Linked DNA regions of Homo sapiens: all the other regions are linked to region 1. Evidence: read pairs that join two places in POLR2A ChIA-PET (ENCODE). Cell type or tissue: A673. All regions are shown on one strand. Links, peaks and the distances in the headings refer to the core of each region. The heading gives the core; the rest is flanking DNA. Region 1 overlaps MIR3659HG (MIR3659 host gene). Region 2 has its middle 76 kb from the start of RRAGC. Region 3 overlaps LINC02786 (long intergenic non-protein coding RNA 2786).

Region 1 (6,145 bases), core at 728-5,727:
GGGCATGGCTGGCATCAATGTGGCTGCAGGCTCCGTGTGAGCATGTGGGGGTTCTCGGGTGGCCTGAAAGTGACAGCCATGGGTAGTGGCTGGCAGCCATAGGTAGTGGCTGGCAGCCATAGAGGGCGTGGTGAGCAGCCTGGAGCCTGTTATTCTAGCGTGATTTGGGCAGCTGGTGTGAGTCGGGGATGTCTGTTAGCATGTGGCAGGGTCCAGCCAAGGGACTGGGGGCAGGTCAGGGCTCCAGGCACTGGGGTGAGTGACTGTGGGCCCACAGTTGGCCATGGTCTTGGAGGAGCCTGGGTGGCGGCCACATTTTCTGGGTGGGAACTCAGACCCAGGGAGCCAGGACAAGCTCAGGTTCTAGGACTCATGGTGGTGGGAAAGGCTTCCAAACAAGGCAGAGCTCAGAGGCTGTCTCTGCAGAGTGCCTGCCCCCCGGGGCTGCCCAGGGCAGGAATCCTCTGCTTAGAAGCTCTGAGAAAGGGAGTGCTCTCTGCAATCAAGGCCTGGGACAGGAATTGAGAAAATCTGCCAATCAGCAAGAATTTTCTGTGTGCTGGCAGTGCCCAGCCCTGTGTCTGGAACTGTGGAGAAGATCAGTCCTAGCCTGTAAACTTTGGCAGGAGAACTGGTGAGATAAGGAGGGAAGGGCAGACCCCGACCTTGGTGGAGGCTCTGTGCTTGGCACCATGCGGTACTTACACCCATTATCTCCTTTAATCCTCACAAGAGCCCAGACAGGCAGTTAATGTCATGTCTCCTCATTACAGGGGAGAAGCAGGGATCAGAGAGCTGTAGTAACTTGCCCAAGGTCACACAGCAAGTAAGTGGAGGAGTCTAGATTTGAACCCAGCTCTGTTTCATTCCAGAGCCCAAGCACTTGACCAGTTTATTCTGCCTCAGCTAGGTGTAAAATAAGGATAAAACCAAGATCATTTAGTTTTTGTGAGTTAAATGGGCTCAAGTGTGTGGACAGCTTAGCATGGTGGCTGGCACACAGTAAGTGCTCAGTAAAAGTGTTTTTTTCTTAAGTGGTACAGCAAGGATTCTTAAATCCTGGTTCATTGCACCCTCGTGTTTGCATGGTACTGTGGTTTTTGCCAAGGCCAATTGGGAGGGCAGACGGTTGGGAACAGAGCATGACCTCTGCTGTGAGTTGAGTGAGCCCTTGTCATGCAGGGACACTGACAGCCATCAGCAGATGGGTGGGACCACCTGCCAGGCCAGATCCTCTGTTGGCTCAAGGCCCAGCCCTGGATAGGGTAGGGACACTGAGGCTGTCTAGTCAGGATGGCCTGGATATACGTGTGTGTGTGTATGTGTGTGTGTGTGTGTGTTTATGGACTTGGTGAGGGTCCTGGACTAGAGAAGGAGAGACAACTTTGGGAAGTGGGGAGCTCTCCCAGCAGGCAATGGTCAGAGCCCTTTCTTATTTCCAGCTGCAGAGATCTAAATCAGGTGAGAGCCTGAACCATGTGAAAATGTGTGGGAAATCACTCCTGGCAGAGGGAACAGCAAGTGCAAAGGCCCTGCGGTGGGAATGAACTTAATGTGTACATCCACTTTCCACAGTAGCTGTAGAGACAATATTGACTCCAATTCTCCAGTATTTGATGTAGAGGAGCTAAGTGGGGGCAGGATTCATTTATTCCTTCAACAAACATTTAGTGCCTGCTTTGTGCCAGGCACTATCCTAGATGCCAGTGGCTAACACTTATTTGGTGCTCACTGCTTCTAAGCACTTTATGTATATTATCTCATTTAGTCTTCACAGCACCACATTGAGTTGGGGAAGTCTGGGGAGACAGCTGGTCCTCCTCTGTTTCCTCTACCTTCTTCCCATCTCCCAGCCACCTCAGGTACCCAGTATGTGCCACCCAGGAAGACCAGGATCTCCACAGTGGGTGAGGTGGGGCAGTTCTGAGAACATGACTGCTGCAGGGTCTTTCCCGTCCTGACTGGGCCCTGCCTAAGCGCAGGCTGTTAGCCTCCTGGGAGCCACCCAGTGACAGGCTAGAAAGGGTGCTCTCCAGTCAGGCCTGCCTCAGAACATCCCCTCCCAGGGGGCTTCCAGTTGTACCTTCTCTGTTCCTTCTCTACCACTCAGCTCCTGGCCTCCCTCCAACCCATTTGTGTAGCTTAAGCCCTGTTTTTGGACTCTGCCTAGGGAGCCACGTTCCAGTTCAGGGCTGAGACTGCTGGCAGGGAGAAAAGAAAAACTTCCATTTTCTGATGGGGCAGTCCCCGAACACTCCCTGTGGTTTCACTAACTCTGCTGGAGGCAGCAGGGCGGTTCACACTGTGCCCGGCTGACTCTGTCCTTTCCTTACGATGATCAGCTCACAGGGCCTCAGCCAGGGCAGACTTTTCAGTTCCTAACTGCCCACCTGTGCCTGTGCACCCAGCTTGTGCCCATGACCTGGGCTCCTCACCCTCTTCCGGAGGAAAAGGGGCAGAAAAGATTAAATAGAAAATTGCTCAAAATTCAGAGGCCGTGGAACAGATCTGACAGTTCCAATAGACTTTGGTGAATAAATAAACCTGGAAAAAGGGGGTTTTCTGGGTGGGGTGAAGGAAAAGGAAGGTCTTGTATGATGGGCTACGCTAACCTGGAAACCATGGCTCCATCTGTCATTCCATTCATCCGTCTATCCATCTATCCAACCATCCATAATCCATCCTGCCTGCCTGCCTGCCTGCCTGCCTGCCTTCCTTCCTTCCTTCCTTCCTTCCTTCCTTCCTTCCTTCCTTCCTTCCTTCTCTCCATCCATCCATCCATCCACCCACCCACCCACCCACTGACTGCTTGCCTGATGCAGCCACCAGCTCAGTTATGCTTGTGGAGTAAGTGTGCTGGGAGCTCGTCAGTGTTTATGCTTTTATGACCCCTCTGTTTGTGCATTTCCTCTCCTCACCAGGTTTGTAGAGAGCTCCTTGTGAAGTGAAGTCCCTCCATCTCTGTAGAGCCAAGAGGAGGGGCTCTGTGTTGGCTGTGGGGTTGGCAGCAGCTGCCTGGCTTGGGCACCCTGGTTAGTGGGGAATCTTGCATGCTGCTGCCACTCCTGCTGCACCAGGCCTATGACCTTCAGTCCCAGCTGTGGAGTGTGCCAATGTGGTCGCCAGGTGAGCAGGGCCAGGGCTTTGCACTGCTCCAGGGGCAGGGCCTTGTTGCCTGGCAGCCTGCCCATGATGCTGAGGGGCTGCTGGCCTCCAGCCAGCACCAAGCTTTTAGAGTGATACAGTTGTATTGCTGCAGAACCTCTCCACACTACTATAGTAAACAAACAGTCTGGGGCCAGGCATGGTGGTTCATGCCTATAATCCCAGCACTTTGTGAGGCTGAGGCAGGTGGATCACCTGAGGTCAGGAGTTCGAGACCAGCCTGACCAACATGGTGAAACCCCATTGCTACTAAAAATACAAAAAATTAGCTGGGCGTGGTGGCACATGCCTGTAATCCCAGCTAATTGAGAGGCTGAGGCAGGAGAATCACTTGAACAGAGGTTACACTGAGTGGAGATTGCACCATTGCACTCCAGCCTGGGCAACAAGAACGAAACAAAAAAAAAAAAAAAAAAAAAAAGTCTGGGACTCTGGGCCTGCCTGGGAACCAGGAAGGATTGGGGTAGTTGCCATCTCTGTTCTTGGAGGGGTGGGTGGGTGGGCGAGCTTTGAACCCAGCAGCTGCTGTGGGCCTGAGAGTTGAGGCCAGTCCTCCCGACCCCAGCCAGACCTGGCTTGGACAGCAGATGTGGGGCAGCACACAGACTAGGCGGTGAGCTGTGTTGGCTGGAAGTGAAACTGCAGAGGGCCCAAAGGCAAAAGACCCAAATCAGACGGAGATAGAGATGCAGATAGAGCAGAGGGATATGGAGATTGAGGGGGTGAGGGGGGAGTGGGGGAGAGAGAGAGAGAGTCTCAGAAAGGCAAGACAGAGTCAGTGAGAGAGGGAAGATTCAAAGGACTGAGAAGAGAAGGATCAGGGGAGGGGAGTCCAGGGCAAGGGAAGAAAGCCGGTGTGGTGGGCTCAGGGAAGCAGGTCTTTCAAAGGCAGGGGATGCAGAGAGTAATGATAGCTTAATAAAAGCCCCCTCCTGTGTGGACAGCACCCTACAGCGAACAAACTTTCCCACTTGCCAAAACTCATTCAGGCCTCCTGATAGCCGGGCTGAGATGGGGTTGGAGATCTCCACGCTGCAGGATGGGGCGGGGAGCTGGAATTGGAACTGGGACTGGCTGGAGTGGGTAACACAGGGTGGGGGTGGTGAGTGGCTTAGAGACAGAGCCCCCAGCTGGGCCCAAGTCCCTGCAGTGACTGAGACTTCCCCAGCTGTGTTCCCGGGCCAGGCTTGTGCTCGCCATTCCTGCCACCATGACAGTGCTGCTTTGTTTCCTGGGAGGAGGTGCGTCGCTCTCAAGTCCCGGCTGCTGACTGTAGTGGATGCTGTGGTGCATGCTCAGATTCCCCTTCAGGTCTGAGGCGCTCGCTCCCCAGCTTCTGGGTGTGTGGGCTGTGGATGACTCACAGCTGAATCCGTCTCAGGGAATTGCCTTTGATGGAAGTGGGGGGAGAACCTTGCCCAGCGTTATTCCTCCTCCCTGGGGGCAGCCTGTATCCAATGGCCTATTGATTGTAGGAGTGGGGGAGTTGTACAAAGGCCAAGTCCCCTTGCATCAACTTGTGACACTACTGAAGGGCCATCCCAGTTCCAGAGGTCCTTGGGAGATTGGCTGAGGCCTTTGGTATGACTGCATGGCAGATCAATTTCTCCATTTGCCCAACCCTGCTTCCCTCGCTTCCTGTTGTTCTTGGGATTACTCCCCAGTAAACTCCCCCAGAAACGGTGAGGCTGTGAGATTAGACACCCAAGAAGGCCAAACTCTGGCCCCTAACAACAGAACTGGTGGAGAGATGTGAACTTGGAGCAGTTGTCACCTCTGAGACAACTCAGAGGTGGTACAGCTTGAGTGAGCAGAGCCTCCCTGGCCACAGATGCCATGTCCCATCCCCTAGCCATGGACCCCAAGGATAGGGGAGAGAAGAGGCTTACCCTGTGGGGCTGAGGATTGATCCTTGAGCCCAGCTTTGGAATTGGGACACCAGAGCCTGGGTGTTTCTCAGCCCAGAAGCCTTGCGTGACCTTGGGCATGCCCGCTCTGCCTTGCCAATGCCAATCTCACAGTCTCAGAGTATTTCCAGGGATTCTGACCTATGACACTAATGCTAACCATTGGACACCAGCCTGGACTCAGCTCAGCTCCCCTCCCTCACATCCTTGTTTTCTTTCTAATTCTTATTGACATCAGACAGGTATCTGTGTATCAGGGAGAAGTCGTAGTAGGAGGGAATGTTCATCCAGCCCTCCCCACCCTGGGCAAAACCCCTCTGTGCATTCCCAGAAGAAAATTCATAGAGAACTCGTCCCCTAGCGGGTAAGCTCAGAAGGGGCAGGGCCCTGTGCTGCCTGGCACATGAAAGGTGCTTGATGGTTTTGAGTGATGATGACTCTGGCACCTTTGTGCTCCACCAGAGAGGCAGGAGGTGTGGTGGTTAGGGTGCTGGAGCCAGACTGCCTGGTTCACATGCCAGCTCTGCCTGTCAGAAGCTGGGTGACCTTGGGTAATAAGGACAAAATGGGTTAATCTATATCAAAGTACTTAGAACACAAAATGGCCTGTGTTAGCTATTATCATTATTATTATTTTTTTAGTTGTAAGATAACACCTGATCCTCCAGGTTGTTTGGGCTGTAGATCCCATGTCTAAGAGATGCACACACACATAAGGAGTTATTTCCTTAGTGAACAAGGAGTCTCATGTGTTGCCCTGTATCCCTATAACCTCATGCAGTGCAAGCTCCTCACTTGGAAACTCTGCAGACAAGGCAGAGAGGGCTGGGCCAAGGTCATACAATGCTCTGGGCTGAGGAAGACCCAGGCCCTGGTGTCCAGTTCCCAAGCTGGGCTCAAGGCTCAATTCTCAGCCCCATAGCCTCTTCTCTCCCCTCTCCTTGGGGTCCATGGCTAGGAGACGGGACGTGGCATCTGTGGGCAGGGAGGCTCTGCTTGCTTAGGGATGGATTGTCTCAGAGGTGACAACTGCTCCAGGCTCATATCTCCCTCTGTATACCCAGTTCTGTTGT
Region 2 (6,145 bases), core at 819-5,818, 720 kb after region 1:
TGCTCACTGTCTATCTCTCTTCACTACAATGGAAGCTTCATGAGAGTAGAGGTTTTTGTCCCTTTTGTTCACTGATACATCCCTAGCAGCCAACACAGTGCCTGACACATAGTAGATACTCAATAAATATCTGTTTTTATTTGTTTTTGTTTTTGTTATTTTTTTAGAGACTGGGTCTCGCTATGTTGCCCAAGCTGGTCTTGAACTCCTGGGCTCAAGCAATCCTCCTGCCGCAGCCTCCCAAAGTGCTGGGATTACAGGTGTGAGCCACCATGCCCAGCCTCAATAAATATCTGTTGAATGAATGGATGAAGATACTTTGAAATCTGGAGAGTGCTGCAAATGTCTTTAATAATAGCTATAGATACTTTCTCATAATTTTTTTTCATGTGCTGTTTGGATTTGCCATTTAGCTGATAACCTGAGACCAATCCAGACGCTCCTCAGACCTAAGACAGTGGCTAACCTTCACTGCCTCATCTCAAAAGGCAAAACATGGCAACAGGTAACTGGGTCTTTGCATTTGGAGGTCCCACCCTCTTAGAGGCTGATCCTAAAGTGCTGGGGATCTCAGGATCTTACCCGTGACTCTTTTCTCTTCTCATTCCTCATGCTGTCCCGCAGTGAGCCCATCCTCTCCCAGGGTTTTAAGTACCTCTCCTTATGCTGAAGCATCCCGGGCTTCTTTCTCCAGCCTTGACTGCCAGAACCAGATCCCAAGCTGCTTGCCTGACTTTTCCACTTGGCTGAACTGCACACAAACCCAGAAGAAAATGAGAACACAAGGCCCCTGATAAAAAAAAATGTATTAAGAATTTCAAGATGGTGATAGAAGAGCATACAAACACACTCAGAGCCCTCCTGAGCACAGGGCGACCACCCGGGTCACACACCCATGAAGCTGGCCTGGACTGCAGGCACTTCACACTCAACATGTCTGAAATTTTCATCTTCCTCCCACCCCAACATGCTCCTCCTCATAAGTTCCTCATCTTAAAGCACAGCCTCCCCATCCATCCAGTTACTCAAGTTAGACAGCAGGACCTCACTCGGTTGCGATTACTAAAGCCTGTGCCTCTCCTTGACGTCTTTTGCTCCCTGAACCCAGGTCATACCTGTAACAGCCTTCTAATCACACACTGCCTCCTGTCTCACATCCACTCCAAACCATTTTCCACACTGTAGCCAGAGTGATCCTCCTAAAGTACAGATTCTTAAGTCCAGGCTCCTTGGCATGGCAGAAAAGGCCTCAGTGATGTGACTTCAGCTTCTTCTTCAGCCTTCCACAGCAGCCACTTGAACTTTGGCTAGGTCCTTCCGACCAGCCATTTCTGATGCTTGAAACACCCTTGCTGTTCCCTGCACCCCAGTCCCTTTCATCAGGTTTCCTCTTAGAAAGATTTCTGGACCAGCTGAGTGCCTCTCCTGCAGGCTCCCTCAGCCACATTCTTCCCCCAAATCAGCATTAGTCATGAGACGGTATACTTCCTGTTTACTGATTCAATTTCTCAATAGATGGTACACTATTGAGGGTCTCTGTTTCCCATTGTGTCAGTGGGACTGGCACAGTGCCTGGCTGGCTATTTTGGTCATTGTAACCCTAACTGGGGCAGGTCCTAAGTAAGGAAATGGAGGGTGGTGACATTCTACCTGATGGTCCAAAAAACAAACAAATGAGCTGCATCCACACACCTTCTTCAAAGTCTCTCTAGAAAAGATATGAGCGAAAACAGCCACACACACTTGTACATGTGTTTCATGCCCTCTTGTTTATTGCAGGACACAGAGATGCACATTTAACAATGGGAGACAGGACAATTTTAACATTCTGGGGTAACACTGAGGCTGACTCACCCCTGGAGGGGTGGGCTAAGTTGCCACTAACATCGTATGTCCTTGTAAATTTCCTTGCTATAGAAACAAGAGGGAAAGCAGGTCCCTGGATGAGAAACAAACATTTGTGGTCCCTATGACTTCATTTTCTGGTATCCTGATCATTAAAAAACTTGAAAAAGAACAGGATGTCTTTTCTTTACCCGCATACCTAATTATCAAGAATCCTGAAACTGTTTATATCATTTTAGGGGAATAAGATAAGAAAACATCTTAAGAGGAAACATGACCCATACTTTAAAAGATGGACATCATATGCGGGAAAACATTCTGAATGAGATCAATATAAACAGGGTTCATTGTATTTTAAATAGCAGGATTTAAGTAGGCTTTTATTCATAACAGAGATGGACAGTCCTCTAAATTACGCTGAGGCATCAGGGGACGAAAGGAGAGAGGGGAGTAAGTGACGGCCCGGAAAGCATATCTGTGGGATCCTAAATGAAGCAAAATTAAAATGCATTTTTCCAGAAAGCCAAACAAATTATAAGTAGGAACAATTAGGTGACGACAATTCCTCTAGTAGAAATATATATGTTTCTGTTTTCCTATTTATAATGGAGCTAGAAGGTATCAGAGTCCTCCTGCTACTGGTTTGAAGCTAAGCCTTAATTTAGAATAAAAATATTCAGGAAAGAAATGGGGGCAAGGACTTTGGTCTAGATAGAACTGTAACCCACACTTAAGAGTTTCCAGCTAGTTAGTACCAGATTTTGACTATGAACCCACAAGAGAATAAACAGTTCATCCTGAGAACGCTGGGGTTCTGAATTGTCCAGGAATCCTTCTTATTGTCTAAAAACACGAATATCTTATGTCATCCAAAGGCACCCTCAGAGATATGTTATTTTCTTAGGGAATAAATAGTTCATAGTTCACTCTGGACTTTTGAGCCCAAGTTTACCAAGTAACACTCAATCCCTTTTACAGGGCTTCTGGTTAAAGATTCCATTTTGATTTTAATGGAAAGATCAGTTAAACCTGAAACCCCAAGCAAGCTCCTCGTCCTCTCCTGGATCTATCTAGAGAACAAACAAGAGGAAGGCTTGCATCCCAGGAAGTAGTCCGACATAGGTAGATATTTCTAATTTACCGATAGAAAACTCTCCAGTTAAAAAACAGGCTAGCTAGTAATCTATTTAAAGCCACGGCTGACATGATAAATGAAACAGAATAAATGTATACAGCGAGTGAGCCTCCTCGGGAACACAGGAGGGGGGTTGGGGGGGGGAACGGAGCGCTTCTGCTGACAGCGGCTTTCCCGTCAGTGGCCTGTCTCTCTTGGAGGCAGCTGTCAATCACGGGCCAGCCCGCGCTCCCGGGGGAGTTCATTGTGCCCGCAGACAGTTGTGGAATAACTGCTCCTAGGCGTCAGAGCAGCAGATGGAGTGTATCTGTCAATCATTGTCACTAATTATTAACTTCTGTCACTCAGAGCAAGGCAACATCTCGGCGCCTGATCCGCTGTGATTTGATCTGCCATGCCACCTCGGAGACAGACAGAGCAACCCTTCATTCCGGTCACACTCCCAGCACTTTGCTGGGTCAGCCGCCGTGACTCAGTGTTCGCGCCCCCGACCGGGCTGGCACACGTGAGTGTGCACACGCGCGCAAGCTTCCGGAAGCGCAGCCACCGCAAGGGGTCTCCTTCGGGGGATCCAGGCCAGGAGCGCAGGATCCTGCTCATTAATTATTGAAGGAGGACAGTTTTATCTTGGCCGTTGGCGGAAGCGGGGCCAAAGTGTAAGGGAAGACCAATTTGGAGGGTTTTCTTCTCTTCTCACCACCCTGGGACCAGCCATTATCAGCCAAGTTCACATTCATTGTATTCCTATGATCTTTTCTCAACCCTCTGATTTTGGAGGTGGAGATGTCAGCCTGAATAATTAATTAAGGCATCTGTAACATGCTTTGCAAACAGGAGCCGCAACCTAAAGGGATATTTGCTACCACAGACTCTGAGAGCCTCTCTGTGACAAGACTGGGAAGAGGGTTTACAGAGCTTCAAACCCAACCACCCAAAGAGATAGACATGACTTATCCAAGGTCACACACCCCACTGCTCTGGCACCTCAAGGCCTCCCACCCATGTACATACATGGAGCATCTTTGAGGCTGGGCAGCTCGGGGACTCCTGGGTGCTGTGCCATCTGTTCTCCACCAGACGGTTTGGAAAGATTGGTTCCCTTGGAGAGGCTGAATCATCATGATGACCCACTCCCACTCAGGCACTGGAGTCACACTGCTGGGTGACTTTGAACAAGTCACTTTACGCCTCTGACCCATGATCTCATCTGCAAAACAAGGATAATTACAGAATCTCCCTCAAAGGTTACATGAGAATGTTCCAGGTACAAACATCTAGCACAGCACTTGCCTGGCACATTTGAAGCTCTCAATAAATAATAGAAATTGGTCAGGCATGGTGACTCACACCTATAATCCAACCACTATGGGAGGCAGAAGCGACAGAATCACTTGAGCTCAGGAGTTCAAGACCAGCCTGAGCAACATAGTGAAGCCCCATGTCTACGAAAAATTAAAAAATTAGCTGGGTATGGTGGTGCACACCTGTAGTCTCAGCTACTCGGGAGGCTGAGGCAGGAGGAGTGCTTGAGCCCAGGAGCTCAAGCCTGCAGTAAGCTATGATTGTGCCACTGCATTCCAGCCTGGGTGACAGGGTGAGTCCCCATCTCTTAAAAAAACAAACAAACAAAAAAAGAAGTAGAAATGACTGTCCACATGAGACCAGCACAAGGGCTGGCTGGTCTCATCTCAAAAAGTAAAAATTGGATTTTAAGAGCCACTGGAGAATACTCATCAATTACTACTTTTTAAAGTACAAGTGACAAGATTGACATTAGCCAAGCTCTAAGTCTAACAAACCTAGTTGTAGTTTCCATAACTAGGTCCTTAGGGGCCTGCTTTGGTGAATAGACAAGGATTTGTGGTAAGCATATCAATCGTTTATGTGTAAATAGTGACGCACACTTGGCTGGGTCTCTTCAACATCAGTCCTCCTCTTAGGTAACTAAAGCCCTCCCCCCTCACTCAAGTTGCCATTCCTATTTGCTTTCAAAAATCCCTTCTTGATGGAAAGTGCTCTGGGGAGTTCTAGCCCAAGCCTGATTAGAAACTAAACCAAATCCAAATTCTAAGATTGCAAGGTCTGACTGCATTTGAAAAAGCACCCCTCTGCTTCCAGCACATGCCAGGGATGCTCTGGGCCACCCAAGATGAAAAGCTGTTACTTTCCCCAAGCTCCAAGGATCCCACCAGACTCACTGTTTCAGTGATGACGTCTGTGTAACAAATTATCTCAAAACTTAGTGGCATAAAACATTCACTTATTATGCTCATGGGAACTGGGACAGGGCACACAGCAGGGGTGGCTTATCTCTGTTCCATGATCTCTGGGGCCTCTGCTAGAAGCTGGAACCAGCTGGGGCTCCTCAGCCATCTCCCTCTTGCTCTACACAAGCTCTTCACATGATCTCTCCAGCATGTCAGCTTCCAGGTGGTCAGACTTCTCACACAGCAGCCCAGGGATCCCAATGGGAATGGAGAGGAAAGGGAAGGGAGGCGAGGAGTGGGGAAAGACATGCCACCTCTCATATTTTATGTCCTAACTTCCAAAGTCATGCAGCCTCACTTCCTCCATATTCTCTCGGCTGAAGCCATTAGAGAGGTGTGCCCAGGTTCAAGGAGAGGGTCAACCTCACATAGCAAGAAGAGCATGAGTCGGATTTATAACAGTGCGGCCATCTTCGGAAATTACAATCTGCCACACCCTACCCAGACACTCCCCTGGAAACTGGAAGCCAAACTGACATCATTTCCAGGAAAGGCTTGTGGCTCCAGCTCCAGGAGAGGGTGAGAAACCTGGGGCCTCTCTTGAAGGTCACATGTAGAACAGACCCTCTGAAGCCCTGAGTTGAAGGAATTCTGGAGGGTGCTACATTAACATCACGCTCGACCTCCACACTCAGTGGGTGCAATCACAGCCAATGCTTTTGCCTGGCATTTACCCTGCCAATTCCTTAGGATGACAGATGGTTTCCAGTTCCTGGAATATACTATTCTCCTTCCTACCTGGAGACATGAGCATATTTCATTCCCTTTGCTGGGAATATCCTCTGTCCCCTTCCCCGTATTCCTGAGGTCTCAAACTCATTACCACTTCTTTAGGGAATCCTTTCCTGACTATAGTCCCCCCCGAGTTTAGGTCATATCCCCAGCTATGCACTCTCCT
Region 3 (6,145 bases), core at 575-5,574, 66 kb after region 1:
TGGGAGTCCAGCGCTCAGAGGGGGCTCAATAATCAGGGCACCCATGTATCCAGTTTGCCTGTGACAGTCAGTTTCCAAGAATCATCCTTTCATTCTCAAAAGTTTGCATGATAAGCCATATGGCTCCCTACTAATAATGGTTACCGAAATGATGAAAGTTCGGTTGAGGTAGAGGTGAGGAGGCTGAGAGGGTGGAGTGTGGGAGGGGACGGGGTGTCTTCCAAGGGGAAGCCCTTTGGAAACCTGCCTTTCAGGGCCCCTCTGCCTTGCCCGGCTTCCTTGGGGAGGAATGGGAGGGAGGGTCTTTCCCAGGAGGGGTCAGTACATGGCGGAGGGGGGGGCGGTCTCTCCTATGGGGCGGCCAGCCTTGTCTGTCTGCCGGTGCGGAGGCAGGAGATGGGGTGGGGATGGCGGTGGGAGCAGAGGACGGGCAGGTAGAGGCTCAGCTGCAGCCCCTCTCTTGGCTGGGGCCAGACCGTAGTATCAGTACCTCTTTTGCCTGCATCTCCGCCCCAGGAACCTGAGGGCTGGGGGAGGAGATAGGGATCAGCGGGAATACCAGAGGTGTGAGGCAGGCATGAACTCACCCAGGGTGTGCCTGCTCTCTGAGCCCTGCCAGGCCACCCTCCACCCGCTCCCAGGTACCCCCAGGCCGGGTTAGACAACAAGCTTCAGCCAGCCACGGCAGGGGCGTCCCAACGCGCTGGCTGGGTCCCAGCCAGGCTGAGGCAGGGAACTGGGTAGCCTAGTGCTACCCAATACTTCTTCTGGAAATAGCCGATAGTGAACCAAAGTGGATCTTCTCCGCCCACCCCTGCTGGGTCCCCGGGGGCTGGTGCATTTGGGGGAGCAGCAGGGAAGTAGAGCTGGGGCTGGGGAGAGCAATTTAGGACTGGAATTTTGCCATAGACTTGTGGTCCAGAAACAAGGGAAGTCAGTACTTTCAAATGACCAGGGGAACTGGGAGACCTGTCTCAGCTTGGGACAGGGGGTGAAAATCAGGAAGAAGTTGGTCCAGCAGTGTGGGCCAGTAGAAGAATGCCACTGTGTGCCCAGTGGTGTGCTCACAGGCATTAACTTGGAAATCACGGGCAGAAAAGCCGGAGGAAGCTGTGGGAAGTATTTACCAAGCCAAATACATTAAAGCACCTCTTGGTAACTTCTGATTCTGGATGAAACCAGAGATTCACATGTGGTAAGGTGGGCTGTTAAAGTCAACTGGTTGACATGGGCTTGGTGGAGTATGGGTGGCCCCCTAGAAGCTGTGGGTGTCCTGAAAATGTAGGGGGAGGGCTCTAGGAGAAAATACTCCTACCCTTGACTATCTGCTGAGTGGGCCCGAGCCTCCTGGCTAGGGGCCCCTCCCAGCTGCCCTGTCATCACTCAGCAGTCCCCATTTATGCCTGAAAGCACACTCAGGCCCTCCCCACACATGCTCTTCTATCCCATCCCACTCGTCTATAAGTGCACCCATGCCACCCCTGCATACACTGGCACCCACCACCTCCATGCACATCCCACATCCGAAAGCACAGGGAAGCAAGTGGGCCTCACCCAGGAGCTTCGCACAGAGCATGCCGTCGAGACATCTTTGCATAATGAGTGAACGGATCCATCTGTGAGCCGTGACCTTTTCTGGCCATGCTCCTTTTCTGTGGGCTCAGAGTCCCAAATCCAGCAGGGAAGTGGGGGCAGACAGCATTTGCCCCAGGGCTAAAGGCCATAACCCTGCTCTCCAGAACATTACCTGGTAGTGGCTTTCCCTGCCTTGTGGATATGAGCTGCTGTTCAGAGCTCCCTTTCCCCCGTGTGCTTATAAGGGACCCCTGCCAGTATCTCTGCCTATCGTTCTCTGAGTCATTTTTTGTTTAGCAAATGTTTCCTGGGCTTTCTGTGTGCTTGGCCTTCTACTGAACTCTGGGGCCCAGAGACTAGGAGAACAGTTAGCTCATCCCTTCCAAAGGACACCCAGTGACTCTGGGGCTTGGCAGAACCCTCAGGCTGGCCACCCCTCCATTCTGGGATTATATCCTTCCTGGACCCTTCCCCACCTTCACTCCCATTTCTGCCCTCACACTCACACACTTTTCTCTACCATGTGACAACCACCCTCCTCCTCCTTGCCATTCTGCTCCACCCCTCCTTTTCCTTCTTCACTCTGCTTTGACTGGATGACAACACCTGGTGGCCTGGTTGTGTTCTCTTGGTTCTGGGACAGTGGCGGGAGTGTTGTGGAGGGTCTCGGATCCCTCTCTGGCAGCTGACACTCCTGTTTTGGCGCTGGGAGGAGCAGAGCCAGGTGGAACCCAAGTGGGTGGGTGGAGGTTGCCCCTACTGGGTTCTGGTTAGGGGTTTTGGCTTCTTGAGGGCCTGAAGCGTGGCAGGGAGGGGAGGGAGGACAAGGAGGGGGAGGAAGGAAGAGAGAGAGAGAATGGGAGATAGAAACAAGAGTGAAAGAAAGCCACAGTGACCGAGAAATAGAATTGGGACAAACGAACCAACAGACAGAGATTCTGACTCTATTACCAGGCACTTCTTAAAGATCACTGTTGGCCAGGCAGTGGCTCACACCTGTAATCCCAGTGCTATGGGAGGCCGAGATGGGCAGATTGCTTGAGTTCAAGAGTTTGGGACCAGGCTGAGCAACATAGTGAGACTCTGTCTCCACAAAATACAAAAAATTAGCCAGGCATGGTGGTGCGTGCCTGTAGTCCCAGCTACTCAAGAGGCTGAGGCAAGACGATCGCTTGAGCCCAGGAGGTGGAGGTTGCAGTGAGCCAAGACTGCACCACTGCACTCCAGCCTGGGTGACAGAGTGAGACCCTGTCTCAAAAAAAAAAAAAAAATATTCACTGACTTTTCTTAGGCATGCACTTGGCTCTATCTCAGTGTGTGAAGAGATGCAGCATGTGATGCTCAGCCCTGGGATGGCCTCAGAAAGGGCTCGGGTCCTGTCCTGGACTCCAGCTGCAGCTGGCCACAGTCCCTACCCCTGCTGTGAGGGCCTGAGTGTGCCCTCCAGGAGGAGACCTTGGAGAGTGGCAGTGACGTTTCTCTGAGGGCACTCTGGCCCTGGGATGCTCTTGTTTTCCCCTCCATGGCCCCCACCTTGTTGAGGTCTTGACACCCCTCAGCTTAAGCCTTCAGGGAGCTTCAGAGATTGGAAATGAGCTTTGTAGAGGATTTTGTGCATTCTCAGCACCCTCTGGCCACACCTCACATGGGTGGCCTTTAGCCTTTCCTCAGATCCTCGATCTCGGGTCGCCCTCCTTTGTCCCTGGCTGTGGGCTTGGACCTGATGAGTCCCGTCCTCTGGTCCCTGTGAGGCTGCCTAGGCAGGGGTGGGACTGGGGGCTCAAGATAAGGAGCCTGACCTCTCCTTCTTTCCTGCCGAACTGTCAAGAAGCTCCCAGGCAGGTTCTGATCCATCCCAACCTGCTCTGCAGGCCTCCTGGGCTCCTCATTTGCCCTTTGCCTGGGGGACCCCTCCCCAGGCCCGGCCAAGGCCCAGGAGCCCTGCTAAGAGCCACGAGCAATCTCCTGAACTTAACAAGGGATCATGGCAGGAGCAGAGAGTCCCTTTGTGTCCTCACAGCACAGCACGCACCCGCCCCAGGACAGAGGGGCCCTGGCAGCCTCCAGCCTGGTTATCTGATTTAGGGGCTGATGGGGTTTCTAATGGAAAACAATATGGTAATTTCAGAATGTTCCTGATTAGATGAAAATGATATTGCATCAAAGTTACTTCCTTAATTTATTCAGAAAATAACAAGAGAGAATTCTCTCCTAAGATCCTTAATTAAACCAGAGCTTCCACCGCAGGCTAAGCAAGCTCTGAGCTCCAGGTGTGGGGAACAAAGGCCGCTCCTGGCCTGAATCTCTGAGGGGCTGCCCTTGGCTGTGGGGTCTGGGCAGGTCTTTACCCAGATAGGCTGCCCATTCTGCCAGGAGGGGGCGTTGGCAGAGACAGGGCCCAGGCTGAGGCTCCTTCTGCTGCAGGGGCCAGTGGGGTGGTCATCCTAGAATCATTCCAGTCCCGTCCTGCCTTCCTATCTTCTCCAACTTCTTCCTGCTGGGTCCCCAGTGATCCCGATCCATGGAGACTCAGAAAGCTGGGGTGGCAGAGCTGGGAGCCCAGGGCATCTTCAAGACATGGGCCAGCTGGGTGAGCATGGAAGATGCTGGTGGGGCCAGTTAGGATCCGCACTGGGTCAGCTTGGGGCAGTCGGCACACCTGAAAAGTCTTCGCCAAACAGGCTCTGATTTGAGAGGGAGAGGTAGGGCTAAGAGAAAGAATACAAGATGCTGAAGCATCTGGACTTTAGCAACAGGGAGAAGGAAGCTGTGGCCGCTCTTAGGCCTGAAGGGGCAAGGGAAGGAAGGACAGAGGAGGGGCCGCTGGACAGAGCTGTGGCCATAGAATAGCTCAGCCAGTGCCTGAATGCAGTGAGTCAGAGAGGAGATGGGAGGCACATTCCCAACCTCTCTCTTTTCCTGCCCTTGATTCCTTGCTGGTGCCACATATTAGCTGGCCTGGACTGGAAGCCAGAGGGTGGGAGAGCCTGGGAGACACACTTCATAGGGAAGGCCCCTGGAGGGCCCAGAACAGGGCAGAAAGTGAACCTGGGGACAGAGCAAGCACAGCTTCCAAGGTGATGGTAAACAACCTTTCATCTGACTGATGCCTCAGAATTTCTCCAGCACATTTTCATCCATTTTCCTTGTCATTCCCCGCAATAGCCCTGAGTATACACTGTTGTCTCCAGGAGGAAGCAGGCTCAGAGAGGTCAAGTGATATCCCTGAAATCACACAGTGGGGAGGTAATGGAGTCAAATTCCATTCTGCTTTACTCCACCTCCCTCCCCCTTTCCCCCCAATTAGACGCTTGGGTGTATGAAAGTGCTAGTCTGAGCTGGGTGTTACAGTTTCCTGGTGTGCAAGGGCCCTGTCTAGAAGCTTCTGTGAGACCATGAGGGAAGTCCTGTTTCATGCCCATGGCACGTCAGCAAGCCCTTGGCACTTTGCAGACCAGACTACAGCAAACTCCCCAGGAAACAAAAATGTCTAATTCGTGTGAGAGCTCCTGCTTTGGGGTCTGCTATAGAGTGGGGTGAGTCTGGGATCTGCTGGAGCAGGAGCCAAAAAAGGAGGCATCATTCCTGAGTTGGAATCATTTTGGAAGGAACTCCCCATCTTCCCAGGGACCATCTCCATTTGTCCACATGCCTGCTGGTTACACTGCACCAGCCTCAGTCCCCCCCACCAGACACCAGCACCCCACCTGCTGAGCAGTGTAGCAGGGGCCAGGAATAGCTGGGGATCCATGTGTCTAATCCTCTGGGTGGCAGGAGGAACCTGGGTGGGGTTCTTGGGAAGCTTTCGACTTTGAACTCTGATGTGGCAAATGGGTAGAGAGTTAGAAACGTGGGCTCTGAAACTGACTCAGAAGGACCATGAAGTGCGAGAAGAGTTCTGAGGGTGGGGAGGCTGGCAAGGCACATGCTTGTATGCGTGGGTGTGTGTGTATACATCAGCACATATGTATGTGAGGATGTGTGTGCAAGAGAAAGAGAATTGTTAGGTCACTGGCGATCAAAGGGTCAAGGTCAAAGGAGGCAGGGCTTGGATGGACTGTGATAATAATAGAAGCAGCTAGCATTTATGTAACGCTGTATGACAAGCCTGTTCCAGGCCCTTTACATAATTAACTATTTTAATCTTCACAACCAATTTAGGAGGTAGATACTATTATTACCCCATTTTACAGGTGAGGAAACTGAGACACAGAGGGGTTCAATGATGAGCCCCAATATTGGAGCTAGGATTTGGGCCCAGGTCCAAGTCATGACCACTGAGGGGCACTGCGGCCCCCAGCCTGTCCTGGAGGGCATGGTCCTGGACCCTGCCTCCTGCACAGGGCTTCTGGACTGCTACTTTGATGCTCTGTGTGTCATGCTCTTTGTCCCCAGCAGGTCTGTTTTGGGGGATGTGAAGTTGATCCCACAAAGTTCAGGTATCAGGCGGGAGGTCCTAACTGAGCCAAAACAGGGAGGTGTCAAAGAAGCTTGGGTTTGGGGGGACCATTCATCCTGGATGGCAGGATGCAGGGGTTGTAGGGGGATGAGGCAGAGAAGTGAGCAGAGG

The links. ChIA-PET counts read pairs that join two places held together with the same protein. Peaks named below come from ENCODE experiments on the same cell type or tissue, not always from the same donor. Only the 100,000 strongest peaks of a DNase experiment are listed, where the experiment ranks them.
Region 2: POLR2A ChIA-PET joins it to region 1 with 7 read pairs; 2 of 35 experiments call an interaction of 5 or more read pairs at or near these places.
Region 3: POLR2A ChIA-PET joins it to region 1 with 9 read pairs; 5 of 35 experiments call an interaction of 5 or more read pairs at or near these places.

The regions. Positions count from the first base shown.
Region 1 is chr1:38,059,959-38,066,103 of GRCh38, forward strand. All of the region lies in intron 1 of MIR3659HG (MIR3659 host gene), which reads left to right. Among named protein-coding and RNA genes, the nearest start is that of MIR3659HG, 16 kb to the left of the region's middle. RefSeq lists enhancers at 1,755-1,844, 2,075-2,134. In A673, for the core only: a CTCF peak has its summit at 4,429; DNase peaks (open chromatin) are centred at 2,173, 2,603, 2,903 and 4,473; H3K4me3 peaks cover 784 bases; H3K27ac peaks cover 4,844 bases.
Region 2 is chr1:38,780,549-38,786,693 of GRCh38, forward strand. No RefSeq gene overlaps it. Among named protein-coding and RNA genes, the nearest start is that of RRAGC, 76 kb to the right of the region's middle. RefSeq lists an enhancer at 2,537-3,909. In A673, for the core only: a CTCF peak has its summit at 3,528; DNase peaks (open chromatin) are centred at 3,263 and 5,213; H3K4me3 peaks cover 778 bases; H3K27ac peaks cover 2,749 bases.
Region 3 is chr1:38,125,723-38,131,867 of GRCh38, forward strand. LINC02786 (long intergenic non-protein coding RNA 2786) reads right to left here. Exons shown (of 6, transcript XR_001737991.3): 5 at 4,668-4,800; 6 at 4,193-4,283. Among named protein-coding and RNA genes, the nearest start is that of LINC02786, 13 kb to the right of the region's middle. RefSeq lists an enhancer at 2,904-3,404. In A673, for the core only: a CTCF peak has its summit at 3,921 (motif pointing right); no DNase peak of the experiment used is centred there.